Regions from separate parts of the Homo sapiens genome. Here region 1 is linked to region 2. A link is an interaction called in ENCODE POLR2A ChIA-PET data of the cell type or tissue named here. Cell type or tissue: OCI-LY7. All regions are shown on one strand. Each heading gives the region's core, and the rest is flanking DNA. Links, peaks and the distances in the headings are about the cores only.

Region 1 (10,194 bases), core at 5,958-8,457, 120 kb before region 2:
CGAACTCCTGACCCGGTGATCCGCCCGCCTGAGCCTCTCAAAGTGCTGGGATTACAGGTGTGAGACACTGCGCCCAGTGGTCTTGCCTCTTAAAAGTTGGACTGACTGGAAGGGCGCGGTGGCTCACGCCTGTAATCCCAGCATTTTGGGAGACTGAGTTGGGCAATCATCTGAGGTGAGGAGTTTGAGACTAGCCTGACCAACATGGAGAAATCCCGTCTCTAATAGAAGTACAAAAAAATTAGCCGGGTGTGGTGGCCTGCGCCTGTAATCCCAGCTACTATGGAGGCTGAGGCAGGAGAATCCCTTGAACCTGAGAGGTGGAGGTTGCAGTGAGCCGAGATAATGCCATTGCATTCCAGCCTGGGCCCCAAGAGCGAAACTCCGTCAAAAAAACAAAACAAAACAAAAACAAATAAAACAAGTTGAATTAGTTATAGGTTGTGTGCTGTCTTGGACAAAGCTACCTGGAGAAAAGTCAAATATGCTTCTGATGTTATGAAGGCAGGTGGAGGCACAGTGATGGGAAAGGTCAACGTGACTTTTGGGGAGCCAAACAAAAGTGTTTGTGGCATTGTGCATTTGGATTCTGGTTTGAGAGTCTTCATCTGCCTCTCTCTCTGCTTCTGTATAATGAATAAGATGCCACTGCACTAATTATGGTTCAGAAAGAATGAGAGGTTATCTCAGTATATAAAGAAATTGCCTTGCTGTTTTTAAATGAAAACAAAGGCTGAGATTCAGAGACTTGTTTCGTTCCAAAAGTTGGAAAGCTCAGACTGTGACCCTTGACTGCTGGCTGGAGCTTCTTACTAAAACAACATTTAATGTATTCAGGGACACTGGACAATGCCTTGATTGTTTACAGCTAAGTCTCTTTAAGTAGGTGAAGGCTGCTGGTTATGTAGAAAATTAAGGCTTGTTTCTAATTCATTTCTGTTATTTCTAGCTGATAGGAAGATGTCTTCAGGAAATGCTAAAATTGGGCACCCTGCCCCCAACTTCAAAGCCACAGCTGTTATGCCAGATGGTCAGTTTAAAGATATCAGCCTGTCTGACTACAAAGGTGAGAGAATTAACACTGGGCTCATTGAGATGGAGTTATTTTATATTCTAGGGGTGGCTTGTTAGATTTGTGTCAATGTTGTTTGACTGTAAAATGTTTTGTCTCCTAGGAAGAAGTATTTAGGTTGTTACCTTCATGTTGAAGTGGTGATTATCAAGTGATTACAGGGTATATATCCTAGGACCAAACCACTTCTGGAGAAACCACATGCTTCATTATGTCTGGACATACTAGCTCAATTATCTTTTCAGTATTCCTCGTCTATTTTCTTTCTTTATTTTTATTTTTGAGACAGGGTCTCATTCTGTCACCCAGGCTGGAGTGCAGTGGCGCAGTCATGGCTCACTGCAGCCTCTACCTCTCTGGGCTCAGGTGGTCCTCCTACCTCAGCCTCCCAAGTAGCTGGGACTGTAGGGGCATGCTGCCATGCCTGGCTAATTTTTGTACTTTTTTTTTTTTTTTTTTTTTTTGAGATGGAGTTTTGCTCTTGTTGCCCAGGCTAGAGTGCAATGGCGTGATCTCGGCTCACCACAACCTCCACTGCCCAGGTTCAAGCAATTCTCCTGCCTCAGCCTCCCGAGTAGCTGGGATTACAGGCATGCGCCATCATGCCTGGCTAATTTTTTTTTGTATTTTTAGTAGAGACGGGGTTTCTCCATGGTGGTCAGGCTGGTCTCGAACTCCTGACCTCAGATGATCCGCCCACCTCGGCGTCCCAAAATGCTGGGATTACAGGCATGAGCCACCACGCCTGGCTTAATTTTTGTACTTTTTGTAGAGCTGGGCGCCATGTTGCCCAGGCTGGTCTCCAACTCCTGGGCTCAAGCCCTCTGCCTGCCCTAGCCTTTCAAAGTGCTGGGATAACAGGTGTGAGCCACTGCCTCTGGCCCTCCTCTATTTTATTATTGGAGAAATACTCATTATCTCTTGTTATAAGAGACATTCTACATTTAAAGTCTCAGAGCTCACTCAAATCTCTGGAGCTGTGACACTGCTCGTTCAGTTTGTTTGGGTCACGTATATATCACAGCTGTTAATATTAGGCTGAGGGCTAGGCACTTTCCCTTGCCTGTTTTGACCCCGGAGGAGAGTTGATATTACAGATGGAACAACTCTCCTTTCTGTTGTCATAGTTTTTTTTTTTTTTTTTTTTTTTGAGACGGAGTCTCGCTTTGTCGCCCAGGCTAGAGTGCAGTGGTGCGATCTCAGCTCACTGCAAGCTCCGCCTTCTGGGTTCATGCCATTCTCAGGCCTCAGCCTCTTGAGTAGCTGGGACTACAGGCGCCCGCAACCATGCTTGGCTAATTTTTTTGTATTTTTAGTAGAGACGGGGTTTCACCATGTTTGCCAGGATGGTCTCGATCTCCTGACCTTGTGATCCGCCTGCCTTGGCCTCCCAAAGTTCTGGGATTACAGGCGTGAGCCACTGCGCCCGGCCTCTGTTGTCATAGTTTCATGCAGACACTTGGCAAGTTCTGTTGAGGCTCCTCCTTTCTTTACCTTGTAGTTCCAGAGCAGCTCGATCTCCTGGGACAGTTGAGGATATAGATTCCTTAGAATGCTAACCTGAAACTCAGGTGTCAAGTGTCCTTTTCTCAGTGGTGTAGCATTAGTCCCTGGAGTTAGTTTTTGGTAGAACATTTGACTAGGTTTCCTGACATAATCACACTTTGTTCTTGGGGCTTCTCCCAGCAAACAAGGTAAGTTGCACCATAGGGAGGTGACCTGGGCCCAGGGGTATAAGCAGGAGGTCTAGGAGGAGCTGTTCTCTGCCCTCCAGAGCTTGACCTGCTGAGGCCCCAAAGTGCTTGTTAGGCAAAGCTGGAAGGGTTGTTTAGATGAGTTAGTTTCCAGTGATACTGCAAAGTGGTAAATGTCAAAAAGGGCTGCTTGTTTGGCTTTTTTTTTTTTTTTTTGAGGTGGAATTTTGATCTTGTCGCACAGGCTGTAGTGCAGTGGCATGATCTCAGGTCACTGCGACCTCCATCTCCCCGGTTCAAGTGATTCTCCTGGCTCAGCCTCCCCAGTAGCTGAGATTTCAGGCCCCCGCTGTCACACCCAGCTAATTTTTGTATTTTTAGTAGAGACATGTTTTACCATGTTGGTCAGCCTGGTCTTGAACTCCTGACCTCAGGTGATCCACCCGCCTCGGCCTCCCAAACTGCCTCCCAAACTGCTGGGATTACAGACGTCAGCCACCATGCCACCACACCCAGCCTGTTTGACTTTTCAAACATTGCTGCTACCTGGAAATGAGTGAATATTTGGAATTGTTCTAGTATTTAAGCCTGGTGGGTGTGGCGAGAAGGCTGCCTGGCCAGTTTGAAGATCTGTTATTTCAGTGGTTAATCCCAGTGACTTCATTAAAATTGCAGCTAGAAGTTCTGTTACTCACTAGTACTTTTGTCTTTTCTGTCTCTCTCTGTCTCCCTCTTTCTCTCTCTCTCTCTGTGTATATGTATATATATATTTCTGTTGTTTTGAGACAGTCTTGCTGTGTTGCCCAGGCTGGCCTCAAACTCCTGGGGTCAAGGGATCCTCCCACCTCAGCCTCCCAAGTAGCTGGGACTACAGACACGCACCACTGTGCCTGGCTTAAAATTTTTCCTGTCCTGTCAGGCACGTTAGGAACACATGTGATCACTTAAACCATGCTTGTTCCATTACTATGGTTCATCACGGGAGAAGTGCAAAGGCTGTGACTTCTTATTGGTGTCTTATCTCTACAGCAGAGGAGTACTGCAATTCAGCTTTCTCTGGGTATTGTTAAGCATTGGCATTAGGCCATGCTTATAAGTGCATCCTTGCTTTTGCTATCTTTGGAGAACTTGGTGTTTATGTTAATTTTAGCCACTCAGAAAAGATCAAAATTAGACTGAACAGTGTTTACTCTGTATTGGTAGCTATGACATGGAGGCAGGAGAATAAAGTATGGGATTGGAAGTTTTTTTCATTCAGGTATTCCTAATGCACCAGGTTCTAAAAGTAGCTTCTAGGAGACATCTGTATTGAGCATCTTGGCAGTTAGTGGTTATTGTGTCAGCCATCAACTTGCTTCTTTTTGTATAGGAAAATATAAAGCAAGGAAGTCTGTGTCAAATGCTAACCATGACTCCGATTTTCCCCCCAGGAAAATATGTTGTGTTCTTCTTTTACCCTCTTGACTTCACCTTTGTGTGCCCCACGGAGATCATTGCTTTCAGTGATAGGGCAGAAGAATTTAAGAAACTCAACTGCCAAGTGATTGGTGCTTCTGTGGATTCTCACTTCTGTCATCTAGCATGGTAAATCTCTTGGTCTATTTGGCATGTGAACTTTTTTTTTTTTTTTTTTTTTTTTGAGATGGAGTCTTGCTTTGTCGCCCAGGCTGGAGTGCAGTGGTGTGATCTCCGCTCACTTCAAGCTCTGCCTCCCAGTTTCACGCCATTCTCCTGCCTCAGCCTCCTGAGTAGCTGGGACTACAGGCGCCTGCCACCATACCTGGCTAATTTTTTGTATTTTCAGTAGAGACGGTGTTTCACCGTGTTAGTCAGGATGTTCTTGATCTCCTGACCTCGTGATCTGCCCACCTCAGCCTCCCAAAGTGCTGGGATTACAGGTGTGAGCCACTGCACCTGGCTGGCATGTGAACTTTTAAAACAGCAACTGGGAAGCTTTGGCAATAGACTTTCAAGTATTGCCTTCTCATTGAAGGGAGTGCAAAGTCTGACTTTCTCTTATTGCTCTCATGACCTGGCAGCAGAGAAGAAGCAGCTTCAATTGCAGTTGAGTGTACCCTAGTGACCTACCTTAACTGTTCTCAGCATTCACTTTATTGCTGGAAAACGGAAAAAAAACAGTCTTTTTGGAAAGTTAGATTAGGAATATGGGAAAGGGGAAAGAGGAATGCGTACAGTCAAGTCAAGAGTTTGAATGTAACTGTATGTTTGCCTTTTGCCATAGGGTCAATACACCTAAGAAACAAGGAGGACTGGGACCCATGAACATTCCTTTGGTATCAGACCCGAAGCGCACCATTGCTCAGGATTATGGGGTCTTAAAGGCTGATGAAGGCATCTCGTTCAGGTATGTCATCAGGACAAGTATCCAGTTGGCTGAAAGCCTTTTATTTGGAGAGATCTAGAGCCCTGATCTGTAGAGACTCCTTGTCATTTCATTCCTTTATGCAGGGGCCTCCTCACTAAGGCCAGGCCAGTAGGAGTGTGGAGACCAGTCCATTTCCTTCAGGCTTCAAGCCTCTGTATTCTAACAAAGCACATCTCTAAACCTGTATTGCTTTTCCTTTCATCTCTTTTCCCAGGGGCCTTTTTATCATTGATGATAAGGGTATTCTTCGGCAGATCACTGTAAATGACCTCCCTGTTGGCCGCTCTGTGGATGAGACTTTGAGACTAGTTCAGGCCTTCCAGTTCACTGACAAACATGGGGAAGGTAAGCCATCTGTCTGATAACAGGACAACAGAGTGGTGGTATGAAGGGGTGGGTTGCCCCTTCACACCTGTGGGTGTTTCTCGTTAGGTGGAATGAGAGACTTGGAAAAAGACACGTAGACAAAGTATAGAGAAAGAAATAAGGGGGCCCAGGGGACCAGTGTTCAGCATACAGAGGATCCCGCCGGCCTCTGAGTTCCCTTAGTATTTATTGATCATTCTTGGGTGTTTCTCGGAGAGGGGGATGTGGCAGGGTCATAGGATAATAGTGGAGAGAAGGTCAGCAGATAAACACGTGAACAAAGGTCTCTGCATCATGAACAAGGTAAAGAATTAAGTGCTGTGCTTTAGATGTGCATACACATAAACATCTCAATGCCTTAAAGAGCAGTATTGCTGCCCGCATGTCCCACCTCCACCCCTGAGGCGGTTTTCCCCTGTCTCAGTAGATGGAACATACAATTGGGTTTTACACTGAGACATTCCATTGCCCAGGGACTGGCTGGAGACAGATGCCTTCCTCTTGTCTCAACTGCAAAGAGGCGTTCCTTCCTCTTTTACTAATCCTCCTTAGCACAGGGTGTCAGGCTGGGGGACCCCGGTCAGGTCTTTCCCTTCCCACGAGGCCATATTTCAGACTATCACATGGGGAGAAACCTTGGACAATACCTGGGTTTCCTAGGCAGAGGTCCCTGTGGCCTTCCGCAGTGTTTGTGTCCCCGGATACTTGAGATTAGGGAGTGGTGATGACTCTTAAAACGAGCATGCTGCCTTCAAGCATTTGTTTTAACAAAGCATATCTTGCACAGCCCTTAATCCATTTAACCCTGAGTTGACACAGCACATGTTTCAGGGAGCACAGGGTTGGGGATAAGGTTACAGATTAACAGCATCTCAAGGCAGAAGAATTTTTCTTAGTACAGAACAAAATGGAGTCTCCTCTGTCTACTTCTTTCTACACAGAGACAGTAACAATCTGATCTCTCTTTTCCCCACAGTGGTAGAATGGGAAAGATAGTAGGAACAGAAGCTACCAAATAAGAAAATGGGTATCTCTCTTCATAAATTGAAGCCCCTGGATTACAGTGTGTTGTGAGGGTGAGGGTAATGGAAAAGCTTGGGAAGGAGAATATAAAGGCTTTTTATTCAAAGTATACATACTCCTCTCTTCTGTCCTGCTCATTTAGAATCAGTCACTCCCAAAGATCTAACTTACTGAATGTAGGATGATCTCACAGATGTATTAGGGCAAAACAAAATGGTTGGGAATCACCTCTAGAGATAAAGCATGCCATTTTTTAAATAACTTTATTGAGAGAAGAGGTTAATCCATATAGTTCATATTTTTATTTATTTATTTATTTTTTGCAAGATGGAGTCTTGCTCTGTTGCCCAGGCTGGAGTGCAGTGGCGCAGTCTTGGCTCACTGCAACCTCCGCCTCCCCTGAGCCATTGCGCCCAGCCCAGACTAGCTTTCTAAGGCCTATTTCAGCTCTGATCTTGTAATTTAAAGGAAATGAAGTTATTAGAGTCTGGATTAGTGGTGTATGTTTGGGAAGACCCAAAGGTGCTAGCTTGGCTAGCACCAAGTAATCTTTTTACAGGGATTAGAGTCTGATTATATAGGGATCAGTGAGCACTGATAACCAAGAGGTACCCTTTGCAGAAGGATGTGTGGGCAGTTAGCCTGGACAGATGACACATGGCTCAGCTGACACCTGCTGAGACTGCCCCCTTGTGGGAGATGAGGTTCAGCATTAAGAAGGAGGCAGCAGTGGCAAAGTAGGCCCTTTAACTGGACTTTCCTAGGAACCTACATATAGGTTAGTCTCCTGAACCCAGGCTTTCATAACTCAGAAGCTTGCTTCTTCAGACTCTGTTGGTCTCTGCTGCTTCCCATCCCACTGGAACATGTACAGCCTCTTAAATAGGTACCATTTAAGAGCCAATGAATGCCAAACACTTTTTTTTTTTGAGACAGAGTCTTGTTTTGTCGCCCAGACTGGAGTGCAGTGGTGTGATCTCAGCTCACTGCAGCCTCCACCTCCTGGGTTCAAGTGATTCTCTTGCCTCAGCCTCCTGAGTAGCTAGGACTACAGGGGTCCACCACCACGCCCCACTATTTTTGTATAGTCCCAGCTACTCGGGAGGCTGAGGCAGGAGAATGGCATGAACCCCGGAGGTGGAGCTTGCAGTGAGCTGAGATCGCGCCACTGCACTCCAGCCTGGGCGACAATGTGAGACTGTCTCAAAAATTAGCCAGGTGTGGTGGTGGGCGCCTGTAATCCTAGCTATTTGGGAGGCTGATGCAGGAGAATCGCTTGAACCCGGGAGACCGAGGTTGCAGTGAGACGGAGGTGGAGATTGCGCCACCGTACTCCAGCCTGGGCAACAGAGGGAGACTCCATCTCAAAAAAAAAAAAAAAAAAAAAAAAAAAGAAAAATAAGAGATTAGTCCCCTTGCCTCATTTTCTTCAGGCTAGCCTGAGGCACATTCTTAGGCATTGTCAGGAAAAGGTTGAAGGCTGTGCTTTCTGTATAAATCTATGAAAAATTTCAAACTCTGCCTTTTGCTTACCAAGGGGTAGATGGCAGTTACTTAATGAAACAAGCGGGGGCTTCTGTTAAGTTCTTGATCCTTTATAAGGTTCAGGCTATCCAGTTTGGTAGAGTTAGAAGAATGCTGAGAAGGCAGACTGAGTTTGCTGTCTTCAGAGCTCTGAAGGGCTGTCAGAAACAGTTTAGTGTTAAGGGTTTACATAGTCCTATGTGTGTCGTTTATTTAGCTTTTTTTTCCCCTTAAGGATTAGAGAGTGTTGGCAAATTATTTAAACTTTGCCTTTTTTTGTGGAAAATTTAAATTTCAAGTGCTACATGAATAAATTAGGCATGATAGTATCTTAAGGCTGTGGTGATGATTATATGTTTGTAAAATGGTTAGCTCATACTAAAAGGGTGAATGATCTAAGACTGATTGCAGGGGTAGGTTTCCTGGTATCTGAGTGTTCAGGTGCAGAACTGGTTTTGTCCATAGGAGAATGGTGGTGCATACCATTGAGAAGGTTATTAATTAGTGGTGCCTTTCTCTTGCAGTGTGCCCAGCTGGCTGGAAACCTGGCAGTGATACCATCAAGCCTGATGTCCAAAAGAGCAAAGAATATTTCTCCAAGCAGAAGTGAGCGCTGGGCTGTTTTAGTGCCAGGCTGCGGTGGGCAGCCATGAGAACAAAACCTCTTCTGTATTTTTTTTTTCCATTAGTAAAACACAAGACTTCAGATTCAGCCGAATTGTGGTGTCTTACAAGGCAGGCCTTTCCTACAGGGGGTGGAGAGACCAGCCTTTCTTCCTTTGGTAGGAATGGCCTGAGTTGGCGTTGTGGGCAGGCTACTGGTTTGTATGATGTATTAGTAGAGCAACCCATTAATCTTTTGTAGTTTGTATTAAACTTGAACTGAGACCTTGATGAGTCTTTATTTTAGGAAGCATATTATTAGCTTTTGATTTTAAGAGGAATTTACTCCTTGCTTTCCCTGTTTTGGGGAAAATGAGGAGAGCTGCCTCCAAATCAGGGAATTATATTGACACAGGTAGATATAGGGAATGGAACTGAATGAACCCAAGGTGTTACATTTTGTTTCACTACACATGAGGGAGAAGAATAAGCCCTGCTATAGTGTTGGCCAGAGCACTGCGACTGACGCCACAGGCTGGGTTACCAGTTAAAGTCTCAGTGTGACTACTTGGACACCTATTTTTGTTTAGACACACTATTCAAAGGGCTGCATGGGAACCAGAAGCTTGGCCTCTTCTGATAAATGCCTGGTACCTGCTATGTAAAAGAGCTGGAGGTTTCTGTTCTTTTTGAACTGACAGAGGAAAGAGGAAGACAAGGCTGGTGGCCTTGGGTAGGGCTTTCGTAGTTGCACAGTACTGGGCAATTCTTAGCCTTCCCTTGGTTCTAGCCTTGATTAGAGATAGTCTTTTTTAGTGTCATTATGTTGCCCAGAGTGGTTCTGAATTCCTTGCCTCAGGCGGTCCTCCGCCTCAGCCTCCCAAAATGGTGGGATTACAGGTGAGCGCCACAGTGCCTGGCCAAAGCTCGTTTTGATCCTCATTCATATGTCATTGTCCTCAGAGAGGCTGTCAGCTGGGAAAAGTTATTCTCCTGGGCCCTTGAGGCCAAGGTAGATTCAGAACTGAGGATACTTCTGTGTATCATGTGATACCATTCCAGCCACTTGTCTTCCTCAGCTACTCCCACCTGCCCACCCCTCTAGAACCGACTACACCCATGAGCAGCAGTACAGAATTCCCAGGGCCTTTGGTAATGGCCAACATACTGCTTACTATATATGCCAGGTATTTTTCCAAAGTGCCTTACACGTGTTTATTCAGTCCCTACCTGAGGTAGGTACTTTTTTTTTTTTTTTTGAGACAGAGTCTCACACTGTCACCCAGGCTAGAGTGCAGCCATGCAATCTCGGCTCACTGCAATCTCTGCCTCCCTGGTTCAAATGATTCTACTGCCTCAGCCTCCTGAGTAGCTGGGACTACAGGCCTGCGCTACCATGCCCGGCTAACTTTGCATTTTTAGTAGAGACGGGGTTTCACTGTATTGGCCAGGCTGGTCTCAAACTCGACCTCATGATCCACCTGCCTCGGCCTCCCAGAGTGCTGGGATTACAGGCGGGAGCCACC
Region 2 (10,194 bases), core at 4,139-6,638:
ATTTTTGAGCACATCCCCATGTGCTACTATTAACCCATAATTAAATATTAGTAAAATGAAATTTCTCTTTTTATCAAAAATAAGTAAAAGTTTTCATTTTCTTCCCATACTCCAACGGATAATGCGGCTCATTACCCATTTTGGAGACTGCTGGCTAATAGTAGGTCCTAGGAAAAGACCTGCCTTGGAATAAGAATTTCAACTTTTGGCAGGGTGCAGTGTCTTCGTGCCTGTGAAATCCCAGCAATTTGGGAGGCCGAGGCAGGCAGATTGCTTGAGCACAGGAGTTCAAGACCAGCCTGGGTAACATGACAAAACCCCATCTCTACAAAAATACAAAAATTAGGCCTGGTGCAGTGGCTCACGCCTGTAATCCCAGCACTTTGGGAGGCCAAGGCGGGCGGATTACCTGAGGTCGGGAGTTTGAGACCACCCTGACCAACATGGAGAAACCCCATCTCTACTAAAAATACAAAAATTAGCTGGGTGTGGTGGCGCATGCCTATAATCCCAGCTACTCGGGATGCTGAGGCAGGAGAATTGCTTGAACCTGGGAGGTGGAGGTTGCAGTGAGCTGAGATCATGCCACTTCACTCTAGCCTGGGTAACAAGAGCAAAACTCCATCTCAAAAAAAATACAAAAATTAGCTGGGTGTGGTGGTGCGTACCTGTAGTCCCAGCTACTTGGGAGGCTGAGGTGGGAGGATCGCTTGAGCCCAGGAAGTGGAGGCTACAGTGAGCCAAGATCGTGCCACTGCACTCCAGCCTGGGCAAAAGATGGAGACCTTGTCTCAAAAAAAAAAAAAAAAAAAAAAAAAATTTCAACTTTTATTTAAGTTCAATGAATACTGAGAACTAACTGTGAACAAGGCAATGTTTTAAGTGTATGGAGAGGCACAAAACTACATGGTATATGTTGTCCAGGTGGACTAACTAGTGGCTTAAAGGCTTGTTTTTTTTTTTTTTTTTTTTTTTTCAGGTCCTAGTCCAATGGAGGTTGGGTAGAGGTGGAAGGAGAGCTCATTTTCACCTAGAAGAGGGCCTCAGGTTCCTCCACTGGATCTTCTGCATCTGCTGGCAGATGAAGGAAGAAGCTGTGGAAAATAGTGTTGAGGTTTTATGGAACAGGCCTAGAAATGACATAATCACTTCTGCCCATATACCACTGGCCAGAACTTAGTGTTACAGTCTTAACCAACTATAATAAACACTGGGAAATGTAATCTACTTCAGGAGGAAAGGGGAAGCAATTTGTTGAACAAGTAGCTATTCTCTTCCACACACAGGATCCCTGCCCTCAAAAACCTTTTAATATCATGGAAGAGGTAGACATTAGGTAAAACTTGATGTAGAAGGCAGGGCCTAATAAATGCTCCAGTAGAGGTTTATTTTTATTTTTATTATTATTTTTTTGAAACGGAGGCTTGCTCTGTCACCCAGGCTGGAGTGCAGTGGCTCAATCTCGGCTCACTGCAGCCTCTGCCTCCTGGGTTCAAGCAATTTTCTTCTGCCTCAGCCTCCTGAGTAACTGGGACTACAGGTGCACGCCACCACACCCAGCTAATTTTTTTTGTATTTTTGGTAGAGATTGGGTTTCTCCATGTTGGCCAGGCTGGTCTTGAACCCTTGACCTCAAGTGATTCTCCCGCCTCGAGAAAGATTAATTATGATTGGAAATATTTGAAATTACATCTCTGAGCTAGAGATTCTTATAACCAACTTCAAAGAGCTATTTTAAGAATTCAGTGACAGGCCAGGCACAGTGGCTCCCACCTGTAATCCCAGCCCTTTGGGAGGCTGAAACAGAAGAATTGCTTGAGGCCAGGAGTTCGAGAGTAGCCTGGACAACATAAGGAAACCCCATCTCTACAAAAAAATTAAAAAATTAGCCAGGTGAGATGGTGCATGCTTGTAGTCTCAGCTATTTTGGAGGCCGAGGTGGGAGGATCGTGTGAGCCCATGAGTTCAAGGCTGCAGTTAGCTATGATCACGCCACTGCACTCCAGCCTGAGTGATAGAGTGAGATCCTGTCTCTAAAAAACACAAAAAGAGTTAGGTGATTTAATATGTGGACATGTCTGGCACACTAAATGCTATATAAATGTTTGGTGCTATTATTGTTGTTGTTATTTGGAGGTGTTCTTGAGCCAAGTTTTTAAGGATTCATAGAGCTTTGAAAAATGGATTCCAGACAGAGAGACTCATTCTCACAACAATATGGAAGTAGGAGGATTCAGGACATATTTAGAAGTGGCAGGTTGTATAACTGCAACATAGAGAATGCAGGTGGTGCCTGTGGCCTCAGAGCCTGCAGGCGGTGCTGGCTCTGGGTCCGGGTTGGAAAAATAAGAATTTTATAAAATGCAAAAGAAAAAGAAAAGAGAGAGAATGCAGGTGGATGTAATAGGAGATAAAGCAAGAGAGGTTTGGATCAGATCATTCAGACCTTTGAATAACATGGTAAGGAATTTGGACTTTAATCGGGATCTGTAAGCTGCCACAAAAGCTTTTTGAGTAGCAGTTTCTCAAGGGAAGTGATTGTGTCTTGCTCATCTTTATATACTTTGTATAACTATACAGAGAGGTAATATAGCATTGTGATTAAGAACACAGACTCTATAATCAACTGTTTAGGTTTGACTCCCGGCTCTGCCTTTTATTAGCTGTATGATTTGGGGCAAGTTACTTAATCTCTGTGCCTCAGTTTCTTTATTGGTATGATTGGGATAATAAAAGTACTACTTCATTGGGTTATTATGAGGATTAAATGATTTCATATAAGGTAAAGTGCTTAGAACAATGCCTGCATAGTAAGTGCTCATTAAGAGTTAGCTGATACCAGGCTGGGTGTGGTGGCTCACACCTGTAATCCCAGCACTTCAGGAGGCCGAGGATGGCGGATCACTTGAGGTCAGGAGTTTGAGACCCGCCTGGCCAACATGGTAAAATGCTGTCTCTAATAAAAATACCAAAATTAGTCAGGCATGGTGGTGCACGCTTGTAATCCCAGCTGCTTGGGAGGCTGAGGCAGGAGAATCCCCTGAACCTGGGAGGTGGAGGTTGCAGTGAGCCAAGATTGTGCCACTGCACTCCAGCCTGGGCAACAGAGCAACGAAGTGAGACTCCATCTCAAAAAAAAAAAAAAAAAAAAAAACAACTTAGCTGATACCAGGCCGGGCGTGGTGGCTCATGCCTGTAATCCCAGCACTTTGGGAGGCCGAGGCAGGTGGATCACCTGAGGTCAGGAGTTCGAGACCAGCCTGGCCAACGTGGCAAAACCCTGTCTCTACTAAAAATATAAAAATTAGCCAGGCATGGTGGCAGGCGCCTGTAATCCCAGCTACTCGGGAGGCTGAGGCAGGAGAATTGCTTGAACCTGGGAGGCAGAGGTTGCAGTAAGCTGAGATTGCACTACTGCACTCCAGCGTGGGCAACAGAGTGAGACTCTGTTTCAAAAAAAAAAAAGAGTTATCTCATACCATCATCATTATCATCGTTGCCAGTGCCTGGCACATAATAGGTACTCAAAAAATTTTGAGTTGTGTTTTAAATTTACCCAGTGAAGGCTGGGCGCAGTAGCTCACACCTGTAATCCCAGTACTTTGGGAGGCTGAGGCGGGTGGATCACTTGAGGTCAGGAGTTCAAGACCAGCCTGGCCAACATGGTGAAACCCTGTCTCTACTAAAAATACAAAAAAATTAGCCAGGTATGGGGGCACATGCCTGTAATCTTAGCTACTTGGGAGGCTGAGGTGGGAGAATCACTTGAACATGGAGGCCAGATAGCGCTGCTGCATTCTAGCCTGGGTGACAGAGCAAGACCCAGTCTCAAAATAAAAATAAATAAAAATAAATAAAAATAAATTTACCCAGTGAAGAATCACTTGAGCCCAGGAGTTTGAGGCTGCAGTGAGCTATGATGGTGCCACTGCTCTCCAGCGTAGTTGACAGAGCTAGATCTTGCCTCAAAAACAAAACAAAACAAAACAAACCATAATTTACCCAGCAAGTGTTTTTTATTTTTAACCTCCTTCAGAGAAAGACTAACAAGCGTTTATATATTGTCATATGCCAGGCAAGAGAATGGTATCTTGCTGTTAAGAAGCTTGTGGTCTAGTAAAAAAGTTATAAGGCATGTGATAAAACATAGTTAAAGCTTGGAAATGATGCTATAGGAAGGTGATATAGGCTGGGCATGGTGGCTCACACCTGTAATCCTAGCATATTTGGGAGGGTGAGGCAGAAAGATTGTTTGAGCCCAGGAGTTCAAGGTTGCAGTGAGCTGTAATTGCAACACTGCACTCCAGCCTGGGTGACAGAGTGGGACCTTGTCTCAAAAAAAAAAAAAAAGAAAAGAAAAGAAAAGAAAGGAGTGTAAATGGCTGCCTTGGTAGTTGAAGAACATGAGAAGGAAGTATTTGAACTGGTATTTGAGGATGAGTAGAATCTAACTACAGTAATGCAGTGCATAAGATGTTTTGGTCAACAACAGACCGCATACATGATGGTGGTTCCATGAGATTATAATACCATATTTTTACTGTACCTTTTCTATGTTTAGATATGTTAAGATACACAAAACTTACCATTTTGTTGCAGTTGTCTACAGTATTCAGTACAGTAATATGCTGTACAGGCTTGTAGCCTAGGATCAATAGACTCTACCGTATAGCCTGAGGGTATTGTAGGCTATACCATCCAGGTTTATGTAAGTACACTCTATGATTATGCAACCACAAAATCACCTAAGAATGCATTTCTCAGAATGTATCCCCATCGTTAAGTAAGGTATGTGGAAATGAAGAGAGGGGCATTTTAGGTAGTGGGAACAGTCTGAGAAAAGGCAAAGATGTGGAAAAGCTTAATAATGACACTTTATGGGGAATGGTAAATCATGCTATAGAAAAGACTCTAGTCTCTAGACAAAGTCTAGTTTACCAGTAGTATCAGAGTTAAGAGTTTCCTGTTGGGGCCGGGTGCAGTGGCTAATGCCTGTAATCCCAGCCTTTTGGGAGGCTGAGACGGGCGGATCACTTGAGGTCAGGAGTTCGAGACCAGCCTAGCCAACATGGTGAAACACCCCGTCTCTACTAAAAATACAAAAATTAGCCAGGTGTGGTGGCCGCCTCTAATCCCAGCTACTCGGGAGGCTGAGGCAGGAGAATCGCTTGAACTCAGGAGGCAGAGGTGCAGTGAACCAAGACTGAGCCATTGTACTGCAGCCTGGGCAACAGAGTGCGGCTCTGTCTTTAAAAAAAAAAAAAAAAAAAAAAAAAAAAAGAGTTTCCTGTTGGTCTTACTATCTTTAGAGCAGTGATAAACAGTCATTTGTTTAAAGGCTTTGCTACTCACTGCATGTAGTCTGTAGACCAAGCGACATCAGCATCACCTGGGAGTTTAGAAATTCAGATTCTTAGGCCCCATCCCTGACCTACAGAGTGCGAGTCTGCATTTTGACAAGATCCTTCATGGGTTTGTTTCCACAGTGGTCTAAAGTACAAAAGCAATCCTTGGCCTAGTGTGGTGGCTTACTTTGGGAAGCCAAGGCAGGAAGATCACTTGAGGCCAGGAACTTGAGACCAGCCTAGGCAACACAGTGAGACCCTGTCTCTACCAAAAAAAAAAAAAAAAAAAAAGCCAGCTGTGGTGTGTGCCTGTAGTCCCAGCTGCTCAGGAGGCTGAGACAGTGAGACAGGAGAGTCACTTGAGACTGGGAGGTTGAGGCTGCAGCGAGCTTATGATCACACTATTGCACTGTGCCACCGCACTCCAGACTGGGCGACAGAGCAAGACCTTGTCTCAAAAAAAAAAGCAACCCTCCTTCTCAACATGAATCTGTATGTCATATGAAACTAAAAATAACAAAGTTGAGTAATCACTTACTCTCAAAGCACATGCATTAAGAAAGCACCCCCTTCCTGAGTTAAGTAATTCTAGCTGGTATGATTTGGGGTGGGGTATGGGGATAGGGGAATAAAAATCATTCAGAATATAAATTTTTAAGGTCTTGTGACATGACAATGATTTGAGGCTTCATTTCGATTTTTGATATAGTTAGCAATAAAAACTTTAGTGAAAACTTATTGTTGATGTTACGTGCTTTTCTAGGCACATGTCACTTCCCTGTCAAGGATGAGTAATATTTCCTCTTTATAGTATATTGTTTTTTTACAACATTTAGAGTGATTAACTCTGTTCAAGCTCTTTTTTTTTTTTTTTTTGAGACGGAGTCTCACTGTCACCCAGGCTGAAGTGCAGTGGCACAATCTTAGCTCACTGCAACCTCCATCTCCCAGGTTCAAGCTATTCTCCTGCCTCAGCCTCCCGAGTAGCTGGGACTACAGACGCCCACCACCACGCCTGGCTAATTTTTGTATTTTTAGTAGAGATGGGGTTTCACCATGTTGGCCAGGATGGTCTTGATCTCTTGACCTCGTGATCCTCCCACCTTGGCCTCCCAAAGTGCTGGGATTACAGACATGAGCCACTATGCCCGGCCGCTCTTTTTCCAATATAAAGCTAATGCATGTCTCAGCTTGCCAGCTCTGTGACACCACTTTGGATGTGGTGGTGGTTTTCCATTAGGAATGATTTGGGAGAGGTTAGGCAGTAAAGTTGCACGTAGAAGTAGAGTTGTGTGACACGATTGTGATATGGTTATTTGAGTAGAGGGTGGGAAGAAAGCAGACAGAAAACTCTCCTATGAAGCCAGTGCCTGCCTGGATGTGCTATGACATCTCTGTAGATGGTGTGGTCAAAATAATAGTGGGCCTGGGAGGAAGAAAAGCAAGGGTGTGTCACATCCAAACCAGGTCTTTTCAGCTTCTAGAAAAACCCATGATTTTAAAATGTAGCCATTGTTTTTCTAGTAGAATCCTATTGCCTGACTTCTTTATAAATATTTGATTAAAGAAAATCAAATACCTCTTGGCTTTACTGCCTTGTACTTGCCTCTAATGTTCTTTAATGTAACACGAGTTTACATTGTGAAGTTAATTTGGTAATTATTGCTTCTTCATTCAATAAATGTGTGTTTAGCAACTTGTGTACGAAACATTTTGTGTGAGACATTGTATATAGAAACAAATGAGACAAGATCTGTACTCTTAAAAGCCTTGGCCCGGCATAGTGGCTCATGCCTGTAATCCTAGCACTTTGGGAGGCCGAGGTGGGAGGATCACTTGAGCCCAGGAATTTGAGACCAGCCTGGGCAACAAAGCAATACTATCTCTAAAAAATAAATTTTTTTTTTTTTTTTGAGACAGAGTTTCACTCTTGTTGCCCAGGCCGGAGTGCAATGGTGCGCTCTCGGCTCACCACAACCTCCACCTCCTGGGTTCAAGCAATTCTCCTGCCTCAGCCTCCCGAGTATCTGGGATTACAGGCATGTGCCACCACACCTGGCTAATTTTGTATTTTTAGTAGAGACAGGGTTTTCCATGTTGGTCAGGCTGGTCTCAAACTCCCGACCTGAGGTGATCCGCCAGCTTCTGCCTCGCAAAGTGCTGGGATTACAGGCGTGAGCCACCGCGCCGGGCTAAAAAATATTCAAATAGGCCAAGCACGGTGGCTTATGCCTGTAATCCCAGCACTTTGGGAGGCTAAGGCAGGCAGATCACCTGAGGTGGGTGGATCACCTAAGGTGAGGAAGTTTAAGACCAGCCTGGCCAACATGGTGAAGCCCTGTCTGTACTAAAAATACAAAAATTACCTGGGCATGGTGGCAGGTGCCTGTAATCTCAGCTACTCAGGAGGCTGAGGCAGGAGAATTGCTTGAACCCGGGAGGCGGAGGTTGCAGTGAGGCAAGATTGCACCACTGCACTTCAGCCTGGGTGACAGAGCGAGACAGTCTCAATCAGTCAATCAATCAATCAATCAATACCTTATATTCCAGTCTGGGGAAGGAGTCAGAAATGTTAGATTAGCAAGAATAGCTAACATTTTCTAGTGTTTATTATGTTCCAGAAGCCCAAGTTATCTTATTTCATCTTCACAATAACCATATGGGTTAGGTAATATTAATATTTACATTTTGCATGTGAAGAAACTGAATTGCAGAGAGGTCATCAGTAAATGGTAGAGCCAGGATTCAAATCAAAGCAGTCTAACTCTAGATCCAGACCACTTAACTTAATGCTAATTAGCAGTCATTCAAAGTAGGGTGAAAAGTGCTAGTTATACTGTGGGAGGTAGGGAGAGACAAAAGAGAGAGAGAAGAGATTAATGCTAAGGGCGTCCAGGAGATCCTTTGTATAGAAGATGAAATTTTAGCTGATCTTGGATGATTTTCAGTAAATATAGTATTCCAATTCAAGGAAGGAACTTCAACCAAGTTTCCAAGTCATAAAAATCATTCATGCCATTTAATAAATCTTTACTGATAACTAGCTTACTGTGTTCCAGACACTATACTAGGTAGTAGAAATGCAGAGATAAATGAAGCTCTGAATCTTCCATAGTGAGAAAAGTTTCAAGAGTGATATGGGGCCAATGCAGGAGGATTGCTTGACACAAACAGTTCAAGACCAACCTGGACAACAGCAAGACCCCAGCTCTATTTAAAAAATTAAAAAATTTGCTCGCTGTGGTGATGTGTGCCTGTAGTCCCAGCTACTCAGGAGGCTGAGGTGGGAGGATCACGTGAGCCAATGAGGTTGAGGTTGCAGTGAGCTATAATCACACTGTTGTACTCCAGCCTGGACAACAAAGCAAGACCCTGTCTCAAAAAAAAAAAAAAAAAAAGGGCTGGGCGCAGTGGCTCACACCTGTAATCCCAGCACTTTGGGAGGCTGAGGGGGGCGGATCACGAGGTCAGGAGATCAAGACCATCCTGGCTAACACAGTGAAACCCCATCTCTACTAAAAATACAAAAATTAGCTGGGTGTGGTGGCATGCGCCTATAGTTCCAGCTACTCGGGAGGCTGGGGCAGGAGAATGGCATGAACCCGGGAGGCAGAGCTTACAGTGAGCCGAGATCGCGCCACTGCACTCCAGCCTGGGCGCAGAGTGAGACTCCATCTCAAAAAAAAAAAAAAAGAAATGTAGCTAGAGGCTGGGTGCAATGGCTCACGCCTGTAAGCTCAGCACTTTAGGAAGCTGAGGTGGGAGGATTTCTTGAGGCCAGGAGTTCCAGACCAGCCTAGGCAACATAATGAGACCCTATCGCTATGATAATAATAATAATAACAATAACAATAATAATAATAATACCAAAATTAGCCAGGCGTGGTGGTGCACACCTATAGTCCTAGCTGCTCATGAGGCTGAGGTGGGAGGATTGCTTGAGCCCAGAAGTTCAAGGTTGCAATGAGCAGTGATCACACCACTGCACTCCAGCCTGGGCAACAAAGTAAGACTCTTTTTAAAGAAAAAAAAAAAACCTTAGAAACATAGATAGAGAATGTAACCTATTCTTAAAGTTTGGTAACAAATAAAAAGTGAATTAGATTCATATTTTAGTGAGGGGGCAAGGGAAGATTTCTATTTTTATTTTTTAGACAGAGTCTCGCTCTGTTGCCCAGGCTGGAGTGCAGTGGCGTGATCTTGGCTCACTGCAACTTCTGCCTCCCTGGCTAAAGTGATCCTCCTGCCTCAGCCTACTGAGTAGCTGGGACCACAGGCATGCCACCATGCCTGGCTAATTTTTGTATTTTTTTGTATAAAAAATACAATTATTATTTTGTATTTTTTGTAAAGATCATATTTCACCGTATTCTCCAGGCTGGTCTTGATCTCCTGGGCTCAAGAGATCTGCCCGCCTTGGCCTCCCCAAGTGCCAGGATTCCAGGTGTGAGCCACTGTGCCTGGCGGAAGAATTTTTTAAGATGAGGGAAATTTAACTATATATTTGTAGGCTAGGGTCATAGAGCCCAGAGGAAAAGGACAGGTGGATGAAGAATAAGGCTCATGGGAAAATGTGAGGTTTCAAAGATAAGTTGGAGTGGATCATGGGAAGTTTTAATGTTATTCTGTAGGCAGAAGGGAACCATTGAAGGGTTATGAAAAAGAGAATGACATATTTTGTGTTTTGAAAAGGTAACTCTCATAGCCATGTAAAGGATAATGTAATTTAGGATTGTTAATAATGATAAAATAAAAACCACTGACCTTTATTTGAGCATACACTAGGCATTGCTACACAGTATACTTGAAAATATCCCATTTAATTCTCATAACAACCTTTTAAGGTGGT

The links. Peaks named below come from ENCODE experiments on the same cell type or tissue, not always from the same donor. Only the 100,000 strongest peaks of a DNase experiment are listed, where the experiment ranks them.
Region 1: POLR2A ChIA-PET joins it to region 2 with 19 read pairs; 11 of 35 experiments call an interaction of 5 or more read pairs at or near these places.

What each region holds. Positions count from the first base shown.
Region 1 is chr1:45,509,810-45,520,003 of GRCh38, reverse strand. MMACHC (metabolism of cobalamin associated C) reads right to left here. Exons shown (of 4, transcript NM_015506.3): 4 at 6,622-10,194. It overlaps PRDX1 (peroxiredoxin 1), which reads left to right. Exons shown (of 6, transcript NM_181697.3): 2 at 950-1,066; 3 at 4,197-4,350; 4 at 5,009-5,131; 5 at 5,367-5,497; 6 at 8,590-8,953. The coding sequence starts at 961. The coding sequence ends at 8,675. Among named protein-coding and RNA genes, the nearest start is that of PRDX1, 7.0 kb to the left of the region's middle. In OCI-LY7, for the core only: CTCF peaks have their summits at 7,051 and 7,250 (motif pointing left); a DNase peak (open chromatin) is centred at 7,233.
Region 2 is chr1:45,389,766-45,399,959 of GRCh38, reverse strand. The region is part of intron 3 of TESK2 (testis associated actin remodelling kinase 2); the gene reads left to right. Among named protein-coding and RNA genes, the nearest start is that of TOE1, 55 kb to the right of the region's middle. RefSeq lists enhancers at 5,899-5,968, 8,896-9,396. In OCI-LY7, for the core only: no CTCF peak of the experiment used is centred there; DNase peaks (open chromatin) are centred at 5,359 and 5,709; H3K4me3 peaks cover 1,237 bases; H3K27ac peaks cover 2,500 bases.